2 separate regions of the Homo sapiens genome follow, and region 2 is linked to region 1. The links are chromatin loops, found by intact Hi-C in ENCODE. Cell type or tissue: uterus. All regions are shown on one strand. Links, peaks and the distances in the headings refer to the core of each region. The heading gives the core; the rest is flanking DNA. Region 1 overlaps NEURL1-AS1 (NEURL1 antisense RNA 1). Region 2 overlaps SH3PXD2A (SH3 and PX domains 2A).

Region 1 (5,370 bases), core at 123-5,122:
AAAATGGGATCCATGCAGTCATTAAAAGAATGAAGCAGGCCAGATGTGGTGGCTCATGCCTGTAATCCCAGCGTTTTAGGATGCCAAGGCGGGCGGATCACCTGAGGTCGGGAGTTCGAGACCAACCTAGCCAACATGGTGAAACCCTGTCTCTACTAAAAATACAAAAAAATTGGCTGGGCGCGGTGGCTCACGCCTGTAATCCCAGCACTTTGGGAGGCCAAGGCGGGTGGATCACGAGGTCAGGAGATCGAGACCATCCTGGCTAACATGGTGAAACCCTGTCTCTGCTAAACAATACAAAAAATTAGCTGGGTGTGGTGGCGGGCGCCTGTAGTCCCAGCTACTCGGGAGGCTGAGGCAGGAGAATGACGTGAACCCAGGAGGCGGAGCTTGCAGTGAGCCGAGATCGCGCCAGTGCACTCCAGCCTCGGCGACAGAGCGAGACTCCGTCTCAAAAAAAAAAAAAAAAAAAAAAATTAGCTGGGCATGGTGGTGTGTGCCTATAATCCCAGCTACTCAGGAGGCTGAGACAAGAGAATCACTTGAACCCGGGAGGCGGAGGTTGCAGTGAGCGGAGATCCCACCACTGCACTCCAGCCTGGGTGCAACAGAGCGAGACTCCATCTCAAATAGTAATAATAATAATATTAAAGTATTATTATTGACATAAAACAAAATAATCAGGTTTAAATCTTAACATTGTTTCTGACTGAGGAACAGAACATGGAACTGTTTCCCTGGTTGATAATACTTTTTTTCTTTTTGAAACAGGGTCTCACTCTGTTGCCCAGGCTGGATGCAGTGGCACGATCATGGCTCACTGCAGCCTCAGCCTCCTGGGTTCAAGTGATTCTCCTTCCTCGGCCTCCCAAAGTGTTGGAATTGCAGGCATGAGCCACGGTGCCCGACCATAATATATTTTTAACTCCTGTTTTTCTAAGAAGAGATAAATAAGCCTGAATTTTAGAATATTATTTTCTCTTCCCTCTTACATGACTAAGAAACTATAAAGGTAGATTTTCTGCCCAAACGGAAATGACGTTTCCAGACCCTGAAAAGCGGGGCTGGTGCTCTGGCTAGGAGATCCTGCGACCATCGCATGTGACACTACATGTTGGGCCAAATGCAGAGACCTGGGGGCAAAGACAGGCAGGCTGCTTTGGGGGAAGAGGGCACCTGGATAGAGTTTCAGCTCTGGGGGTGATCGGGTGCACAGAGGGCCAGGCTAGGAAGCACCTCTGTTGTTGACTACACACCCTCAAGCTCTGGCCATGTAGTGACAGACGTTCCCTGGGCATCTGCGGAGTGCCAGGGGCTGGGCTTACGCAGATGCCCATACTGGGTAACTGGACACAGCCAGAGGGGCATCCCGGTGTGAGTAGCGGTGCTCTGGAGGACTGTGACTCAGCTGAAGTTTGGGGAGCCTCGGCCTCAGTCCTGGGAGAGAGTCTCTGCAGGGAGCTTTGGCCTTCTGTCCTACGGTCACCATGACAGGGAGAGCTCCTCTGCTGCCGGAGACCCCATCTCAGGATGAAAGGTAAAACGTGGCCTCAGTGAAGGGCACATACTCAGAGGGGAACATCTCAGTGATTGAAGAGGGGGCCAGTTTCCTCAACGGTATATTTTCTTTACCATGAAGTAGCCAATGGAAACTAGAAGGGTATATGTTTTCCCAGCAAAACTCTTTTCATTTTGAAAGAGGAAAAGAGCAATCCGTAAACATTTATTTATTTATATATTTTTGTTTTGAGACAGGGTCTCCCTCGCCTAGGCTGGAGTGCAGTGGCGTGATCACTGCTCGTTGCAGTCTCAACCTCCCCAGGCTCAGGTGATCCTCCTACCTCAGCCTCCTGAGTAGGTGGGTCTACAGGTGCACACCATCACACCTGGCTAATTTTTGTTTCTTTGGTAGAAATGAGTTCTCACTATGTTGCCCAGGCTGGTCTTGAACTCTTGGGCTCAAGCGATCCGCCCACCTCAGCCTCCCAAAGTTCTGAGATTACAGGCATGAGCCACCGCACCTGGCCTCATAAACTTTTTTTTTTTTTTTAGACGGAGTTTCACTCTTGTTGCCCAGGCTGGAGTGCAATAGCGCAATCTCGGCTCACTGCAACCTCTACCTCCTGGGTTCAAGCGATTTTCTTGCTTCAGCCTCCCGAGTAGCTGGGATGCACCACCCAGCTACTCAGTGGCATGCGCCACCACGCCCCACTAATTTTGTATTTTTAGTAGAGACGGCGTATCTCCATGTTGGTCAGGCTGGTCTCGAACTCCCAACCTCAGGTGATCCACCCGCCTCGGCCTCCCAAAGTGCTGGGATTACAGGTGTGAGCTACCGCGCCTGGCTCTGGTAAACATTTTTAAGGTGTTTTGAATGGCTTGAGGGCTCCCCAAAAACGTTTGTCAGAGACAAAGGGGATTCCAATGGAGTTGTAGTGTCACCTAGTGGTGGCTGGAGGGAGGAACTGGGGTGAGAGGAAGGGAGAGGCGGGACACACAGCAGGTCTGCTCTTTTGGCTATGAGAAAAACTTCCCCCAGCTATCGTCCCTGGGAAGAGAGCTGCCCTTGGGTGTGCTCTGGGACTGCTCTGGGGAAGGGTGCGTGAAAGGGAGATGTCACACTGCCAGCAGCAATTGGAGAAAAGTCTGCTCCCTGTCCTGGGTCTCACGCTAAAGGCATTTGGTGTGATTTAAGGCTGCTGGCTTCTTGGAGAGATGCCTCCTGACTCCTATTTGTCTTTCAACTTTGGCCATGAAGGAGTGTTACACTTTTATGTGGTCATATTTATCATACTTTTCTTTTATGATTCTCTGGTCTTTGTAACGTTCTTGGAAGGGCCATCCTGCCAAGTAAAGGCCACTTAAAACATCTGTGAGAGAAAAGAGGATGCTGGGGGTACTGCAGCCATTTCGAGCATCTTTCTTTGATTTTATTGTCTTTTTACTCTGTTTTGTGTTCATCAGTAGCTGTGTGCTCCCTGGCTAACTTCCAGAAAGCTGAGCTGAAGCCACCAGGCATCTTAGGTGTCCTCAAGCAGGAGGGGGCTGGTTCAGGAGCTCAGTGAGGAGGCCTCCTTTGCCACAGGTGTCTCCCTCAGGCTAGGGACGTGAAGGAATTCCACCCTGGTGCAGGCACAGTATCATGGGAATCAGGACTCAGGCTGTCCTAGGGCTGTGCCTCCACGCCTCCCCCATCAGCTCCTAGGCAAGTGACTTAGCCTCCTGAAGCCTCGGGATTTTTATTTGTAAAATAGGAATAATAATAGTAATAATAACAAGAACAAAAATAGTACCTATCTCACAGGGTTGTTTCCAGACTTAAATGAACTAATGCATCTGAAGTGCTTAGACCAAGGCCTGGGACACATGAGTAAGTGCTTCATAAATGTCACCTGTCACAGTTATCTGAGCAAGTGGCCCTGGGATAGATCAACTGATGCTGGACTTTGAAGTCAGTACACAACTGTCTCAGATGGAGACACACTGTCCTCTTTCCGACATTGGGCATTTTCTTTTTTTTCCTTTTTTTTTTTGAGATGGGGTCTTGCTGTGTTGCCCAGTCTGGAGTGCAGTGGTGGGGTCTCAGCTCACTGCAACCTCCACCTCCAGGGTTCAAGTGATTCTCTTGCCTCAGCCTCCCAAGTAGCTGGGACTACAGGCATGAGCCACCATGCCTGGCTAATTTTTCATATTTTTAGTAGAGATGGGGTTTCGCCATGTTGGCCAGGCTGGTCTCAAACTCCTGACCTCAGGTGATCGGCCCACCTCGGCCTCCCAAAGTGCTGGAATTACAGGCGTGAGTCACTGTGACCGGCCAACACTGGGCATTTTCCTTTCTGCTTCATGGAGGAACCTCCTTCCGTCCTTTCAGATACAGTCTTGGGAGTGCTTGGCCTCAGGTCTGGATTTTTTCCATGGGTGCTATGGGTACTTAAGCCTATGAACTTTTAAAGCATCTGCTTGAGACCAGAAAAAAACATTACTGTCCTCAAGTTATGAAAGGAAAACTTCAAACCAAAATTAATAAATGTTCACTTAAATGCCTTTGTTGTATCAATGTCATTGATTGCTAAATGTAGTACTCATAAACATTTCATTATATTTGAAGACAAACATAGTTTTTTTCTCACTTGGCAAGGCATCCAGCACACGCATGATTGCTTAGAAATAAAACCAGTTGTAAATTCAGTGAGTCCCTTGTCATCCAGTGATTCCAAAAGCCAAATTTGTAAAAATCCTTTCAAAATGTTTACTGCAAGAAAATGATGTTTAATGTGGAATGCGGTATATTTTAGTACATTTGGCCTGACAGGGTTGGGCTCCAAAATAAGAGTTTGGGGGTCTATGAAGACCTCACAACTGATCCTGGATTCAGGGGCCACCTCCCAGAGGGCAAGTTTGTCTGTGGGGCAGAGGAAGGGGCTGGGATTCACCCCTGCTACCTCCTTGCACAGTCACCTCTTCCAATAAGTTAGCCCTGCTTGTGTGGCAGCCAGCACTGGCCTGGTCCCCATGGGGTGTCCAGCTTTCCCCCGAGAAAGCCTGTAGGCCTTCTTTAAACACCGTCTTCACAACTAGAACATGTGACCATGTGGAGCAGTTTCCCAATGTGTAATCAATAAATGACCTGTATCATACTCTGCTCAATCTAAGTCTCAAGGGGTGAGGTCTGGGAGTCTGCATTTTAGTAACTTTCTCCCCCTCTCCCCAAGGCCTCATAGATGATTCTGATGCACGTTTAAGTTTGAGAATTATTAGTCTAGAGTGTGTGTGCACCCCAGGAGGAGGGCAAGATGATCCCTTTTTCAATATCATTAGTCTATGTTTCATAATATACATAATATGAATACAGTAGTGCATTTTTAGAAATTATAAATAAAGAAATATACATATATTGGTGTACACACTTTAAAAATTTATTACTGCTAGGGGTGCGTGATCAAAAAAGTTTGGAGCTCAGAGCAACGTGCCCAGCCCAGCTATGCGGTCAGACCTGCTGTATGTTCAGCTCTGAACCTGGGCCTGGGAGGTGGGGAACTGGGACTGGAGTGCACAAAAAGCAGAGGACAGGCTGCCCCATGGTGCTAGCAAGGAAACTGCATCTCATCAGCGCCAGGGATACAGGTAGTGCTCAATAAATGGTCACTGGGCAATGAGTGAAGCTGAATCCCAAAAATACCTGGGAATAAGATGGCATAGGGCCCATTCCATCCTAAAATGGGCAGCACAGACTTCCATCCTTCAGAGGGAGGGCCCGACAGCTTAATCCATCCATTTCTTTATTCATTCATTTATTTAATAACTAGTTATTGAGTATGCACTAGGCATCAGGCACAGGCACTCAGAGATCTACCCCTCCAACTTGTC
Region 2 (5,370 bases), core at 214-5,213, 200 kb after region 1:
GCAAGACTGTCTCCTACATAAATAAATAAGCCAGGCATGGTGGCACACCAGTGGTTCCACCTACTTGGGAGGATGAGGTGGGAAGATCGCTTGAGCCCAGGAATTTAAGGCCACAGTGAGCCCTGATCGCACCACTGCACTCCAGCCTGGGCCATTAAGTAAGACCCCATGTTAAAAATTAACACCAGAAAAACCCACAACAACAACAAAAAAGCAAAAACTCATTCCAGCTCCACATCCTTACTCATGCCTGGCTGTCCCTCCTGCAGGGTGCCCTACCCACACCCTTCAGCCCATCACAATCTCCTCTGTCCTTCAGGGCCATCTCCAGCCTCTCCCACAATGGCCAGCCACCCCTCCTTCCACCTTGCAGATCCCAAGCCATCCTGCCTAGTATTAATGAATCCCTGAAAAGGTCCCACCTTCTCAGTTGAGCTGTGCACTCCATGGGGCCAGGAGCCAACAAACTATTAAGAGAAGTGAAAGCCTCACAAAGCCTGCGCTCTGGAGGGAGGAGGCCTGCTGCCACTGCCTCGTCTCCCTCCATCTCCCTCTGCTGCTGGTTGGGCAGGGCAGGCCCAGGGAGGGCCAGAGAGCCCAGCTCTGCTAGTGCCCTGCTGAGGTATTTACCTTGCGGGGAAGGGAGGTACCAGAGACCTCACAGACCGGCTTCCTGTGCTTCAGGACAGCCCTCCTCACACTTCCACCTGACAGCCCTCCTCACACTTCCACCTGGTTCCAGGGCTTGGTGGGAGTGCTGACCAGCAGAAGACCAGGTTCTGCCCACCCCATACCCTGGGCAAGTGGCCATCCCTCTCTTAAAAGCTTCCTCTATAAAAGGAGGAGAATAGAGGAACTTTTTCAGGTAGACTAACCCTTTTTTTTTTTGAGACGGAATCTCACTCTGTCACCCAGGCTGGAGTGCAGTGGCACCATCTTGGCTCACTGCAAACTCCGCCCCCTGGGTTCAAGTGATTCTCCTGCCTCAGCCTCCCGAGTAGCTGGGATTACAGGTGCGGGCCACCACATCCGGCTAATTTTTCGTATTTTTAGTAGAGACGAGGTTTCATCATGTCGGTCTTGAACTCCTGATCTCAGGAGATCCAACTGCCTCGGTCTTCCAAAGTGCTAGGATTACAGGAGCGAGCCACCACGCCCGGCCATAGACTAACCCTTAATAGTGGCCAGAACTTATGGGCGGGTCTTGCTCTAAGCAAATTCACTTTATTAAAAACCAAACTCATAAAAAGGAAAATTAGGCTGTGTGCTGCGGTTCACACCTGTAATCCCAGCACTTTGGGAGGCCGAGGCAGGATAGTCACTTGATCCTAGGAGTTCAAGACCACCCTGGGCAACATAGCGAGACCCTGTCTCTACAAAAACTAACTGGACGTGGTGGTGCATGTCTGTAGTCCCAACTACTCAGAAGGCTGAGGTGAGAGGATTGCTTGAAGCCAGGAGGTCAAGTCTGCAGTGAGCTGTGGTTGTGCCACCACACTCCAGTCTGAACGACAGAGCCTGGGGCCCTGTCTCAAAAAAGCAAAAACAAAAACAAAAACAAAAAAAAGGCCAGTCATGGTGGTTCACACCTGTAATCCCAGCACTTTGGGAGGCCAAGGTGGGTGGATCACCTGGGGTCAGGAGTTCAAGACCAGCCTAGCCAACATGGTGAAATCCCATCTCTACTAAAAATACAAAAAATTAGCTGGGCATGGTGGCGGACGCCTATAATTCCATCTACTTGGGAGGCTGAGGCAGGAGAATCACTTGAACCCAGGAGGTGGAGGTTGCAGTGAGCTGAGATTGTGCCACTGCACTCCAGCCCAGGCAAACAGCAAAACTCTGTCTCAAAAAAAAAAAAAAAAAAAAAAAAAGAGAATCCTGTGTCTGGCTGACCTGGGGCAAGTTCCTTAACTTCCCTTTCCTGGTCTATAAAATGGGACAAGACCACCTACCCTGGTTGTTGCAGGGAGGCTCCTGGCAATGATGAGATAGTGGACACCCCACCTTCCCCCTGTCTGATTGAGGAGTCACTCCGGAGAAAGGGCAAAAGCTGAAACCAGCGCTCTCTCCTGTTTGAGACGAACCCCTCCGGTGCTGCCTCCTATTCATAGTAAAAGCTGCTTCACCCTTAGTGCTTCCTCTAGGCCAGGCACGGTGCTGGAGTTATCACTTCAGGAACTTTCACTCAATCCTCAACCCCATGAAAAAAACCTGATTATCCCTATTTTACAGGTGAAGAAATGAGCCATAGAGAAGGACTTGCCCAAGATCACACAGCAGGCAGAGCCGGGACATGAAACTAAGCATTCTGGCTCCAGAGTCCACGTTTTTAACTCAACGGAATACTCAGCAATGGCTGAGTCTACGCCCTGTCGTCCCCTCCTGGGTCTCACAGAATGGAAATAAATGTCTCAACTCAAAGACCAACTTCTCCCCTTCTTTCTTAATCTATCAATAATTAAAACGGCAATAACAAATGGCAGAGCTGGGGTTCAAACCCTGTCTTCCTGTTGCCAAAACCTAAACTGTCAACCCCAGGCAACACTGCTTCTCTGCAGTGAAACTACATTAATGCTGATCTCATGAACTCAGCTAATAATACAGTTTTATGATCACTGAGATAGAAGTGGGGCTGAGCTCACCACTTTTCCAAGGAGAAGAATAAAGTAAACAGGATTTCATGAGGAACATCAACACTTGCCTAAGAGAACAAGCTTGTAACAACACTCTTGAGCAACCTCATCTGCATGTAAACGAGCTGGAGCTTCCACAGGACTCCTGGGTTGGATGAACCCTCAGGCTCTCCTGACAACAGCCCCAGGGCCCTGACAATCCCGAGGCTCCGTGGCCACCTGTGCCCCCTAGTGGCGCATCTCAGAACTTCCCGGCTAGGTGCCCTGGCGAAATGCAGCTTTTTAGAGAACTGGGTGAGAGGCATGAGATCTTTGCAGGTCTCAAGAGAACCCCTTGCTCTGGGGAGTCTGCTCCAGCCCCACTGGGGCTCCTGGAGCAGTGCCCACCTTGGGGAAGCAACAACAGCTAACAACAACAGGCCCTTCCTACTGCCAGGCACAGCACAAAACCCCTCAAAGGGCATCACCTCCTTGAACCCTGTGCACTTTGGGGCAAGCCAGGTCGCTGCTACTATAACAACCCCATTTGACAGGTATGATGGTCAGGTGGTACACATCAACCTGGCTAAGCTACTGTCCCCAGTTATGCAATCACACACTAATTTAGGTGTTGCTGGGGAATTTTTTTTTTTTTTTTTTTTGAGACAGAGCCTCGCTCTGTTGCCCAAGCTGGAGTGCAATGGCATGATCTCGGCTCACTGCAACCTCCACCTCCTGGGTTCAAGATTCTCCCTGCCTCAGCCTCCTCAGTAGCTGGGATTACAAGCACCCGCCACCACGTCCAGCTAATTTTTTGTATTTTTAGTAGAGACGGGGTTTTGCCATGTTGGCCAGGCTGGTCTCAAACTCCTGACCTCAGGTGATCCACCTGCCTCGGTCTCCCAAAGTGCTGGGATTACAGGCATGAGCCACTGCGCCTGGTTGGGAATGTATTTTTATAGTTATTAAAGACCATGACCGGATGACTTTAAGTAAGGGAAATTATCTAAAACACTCTGGGTGGGCCTGAGTCAGTAGCTGAAAGGCCTTCAGCAGAGTGAAGGTTTCCCTGAAGACATTTCATCTGCGGACAGCAGCTCCAGCCTGGGCCTGGGGGTCCAGCCTGCCCCCTTTCATGACCTGCCATAGGATTTCAGACTTACCTAGCCAGCCCCCACAATTGTGTAAGCTAGTTCCTTACACTACATCGCTTAATATATACCTCCCACTCGTTCTGTTCCTTTAGTTGAACCCTGGCTGATACAACAGAACAGGTGAGATAATCTGTTCTCAGAGGCGAAGGGATTTGCCCAAGTCACATGACTGGCAAGTTGTCGGCCTAAGAGTGGGACCCCAGGCAACCTGATGCAGTTGTTTCCCAGCTCCCACACAAACTCTCCCTTGAGGCCCACATCCAATCATCAGAGTCTGTCCAACACCCGCAGTGCCTTGCCCCCTCCACTGCTGCCAGAGCCCACATCCTATCTCACCTGGCTAGCAGCCCCCTGCGACCTTGCACATCATAACCCATCCTGCCTAGTCAATCCCCATCATTCTATGATTGAAGCCAGATCATGTCCCTGCCTCTACTTAGAACCCCTCAGTGAATCTTCATCTCACTCGATGAAAGTCAAAATCCTTAGAATGTCCTGCAAGGCCCTACATGGTGCTGCTTCACCCTATTCCCTCCCCACTGCCAGCTACATCTCTGCTCTCACCTCTTTCCACTTTACCCTCCACTATTCTTCATCCCAGCCACAGGCCTCCCTACTGCATCATGAGCAGCCAGCACACACCGTCACCCCAGGGCCTTTGCACTTGCTGTGCCCTTGGCCTGGACTGCTCTTCCTCAGGTAACCATGTTGCTCCCTCACTTCCCTCCATCTAATAGTACATTCTTCTATATAGCTCATCACCCACAGCAGACTGCAAACTTCTCTAGGGTAGAAAGGCACGTTCCTATAGCCTCGACACCTTGCGCAGTGCTTGGCATAGTTGATGCTCAGTTAGGTCAGTCTCCCAACAAGCCACACTTAGTCCTATCCCTCTACCTTTGTGCATGTGCTCTCTCTGGATTACCAAAGCCTCCCGCTCTCTGCTCCCAAACCAGAAAAATGTCTCCTCTTTCCAGGCAATGATCCCCAATTTAAAGCCACAATGACCTTTCTTTCCTGAGCCTGCACAAGGTTCACTCATTCATGCATGCTTTCTTCCATCCACCCACCCATTCAAAAAGTACCAGTGGACCCTGGGGCTGGTGCAAGCCCTGCAGCCAAGGTCTTTGCTCTTGAGGTGGTGGGAGACAGAGAAGAAGCAAGCAAACACACAGGATCACTAGAGTGTGGGAAGCGATGAGGAGGGAAGAAGAGGAGTAATCTGCGGGGGAGGCTGGACAGTGCAGGATCAGGCAGCTTCGCTAAGAAGGTGACAGTTTTAAGCAGAAATCTTAAGGAGCCAGCCATGTGAAAGATCAGGGAAGAACATTACAGGCAAGAGGGAAGAGCAAGTACAAAGGCCACGTAGAAGAATGTGTTTGATGCGTTTAAGGAGCAGAAGGTGACTGGTGTGGCTGAGCAGTGTGATGGGCGGGGACAAGAGGGGTAAAGCCCAGGTCAGGAAGGCAGCCAGGGGCCAAGTCACACAAGCTCTGTGAGCCAGGGTAGGGAATTAGTTCTGGGTGGGATGGAGTCCCTGGGGGAATTTAAGCAGGAAAGTATGTTATTTTCTTTCTTTCTTTCCCTTCTTCCCTCCCTCC

The links. A loop is a pair of places that touch in the nucleus more often than their neighbours do. Peaks named below come from ENCODE experiments on the same cell type or tissue, not always from the same donor. Only the 100,000 strongest peaks of a DNase experiment are listed, where the experiment ranks them.
Region 2: it touches region 1 in a loop (3-fold over the local background); 4 of 110 quality-filtered maps call a loop at or near these places.

The regions. Positions count from the first base shown.
Region 1 is chr10:103,483,422-103,488,791 of GRCh38, forward strand. The region is part of intron 3 of NEURL1-AS1 (NEURL1 antisense RNA 1); the gene reads right to left. Among named protein-coding and RNA genes, the nearest start is that of CALHM3, 6.9 kb to the left of the region's middle. In uterus, for the core only: a CTCF peak has its summit at 2,436 (motif pointing left); DNase peaks (open chromatin) are centred at 2,620 and 3,870; H3K27ac peaks cover 3,559 bases.
Region 2 is chr10:103,683,489-103,688,858 of GRCh38, forward strand. All of the region lies in intron 6 of SH3PXD2A (SH3 and PX domains 2A), which reads right to left. Among named protein-coding and RNA genes, the nearest start is that of SH3PXD2A-AS1, 61 kb to the right of the region's middle. RefSeq lists enhancers at 433-502, 3,133-3,182. In uterus, for the core only: a CTCF peak has its summit at 2,869 (motif pointing left); a DNase peak (open chromatin) is centred at 2,853; H3K27ac peaks cover 3,705 bases.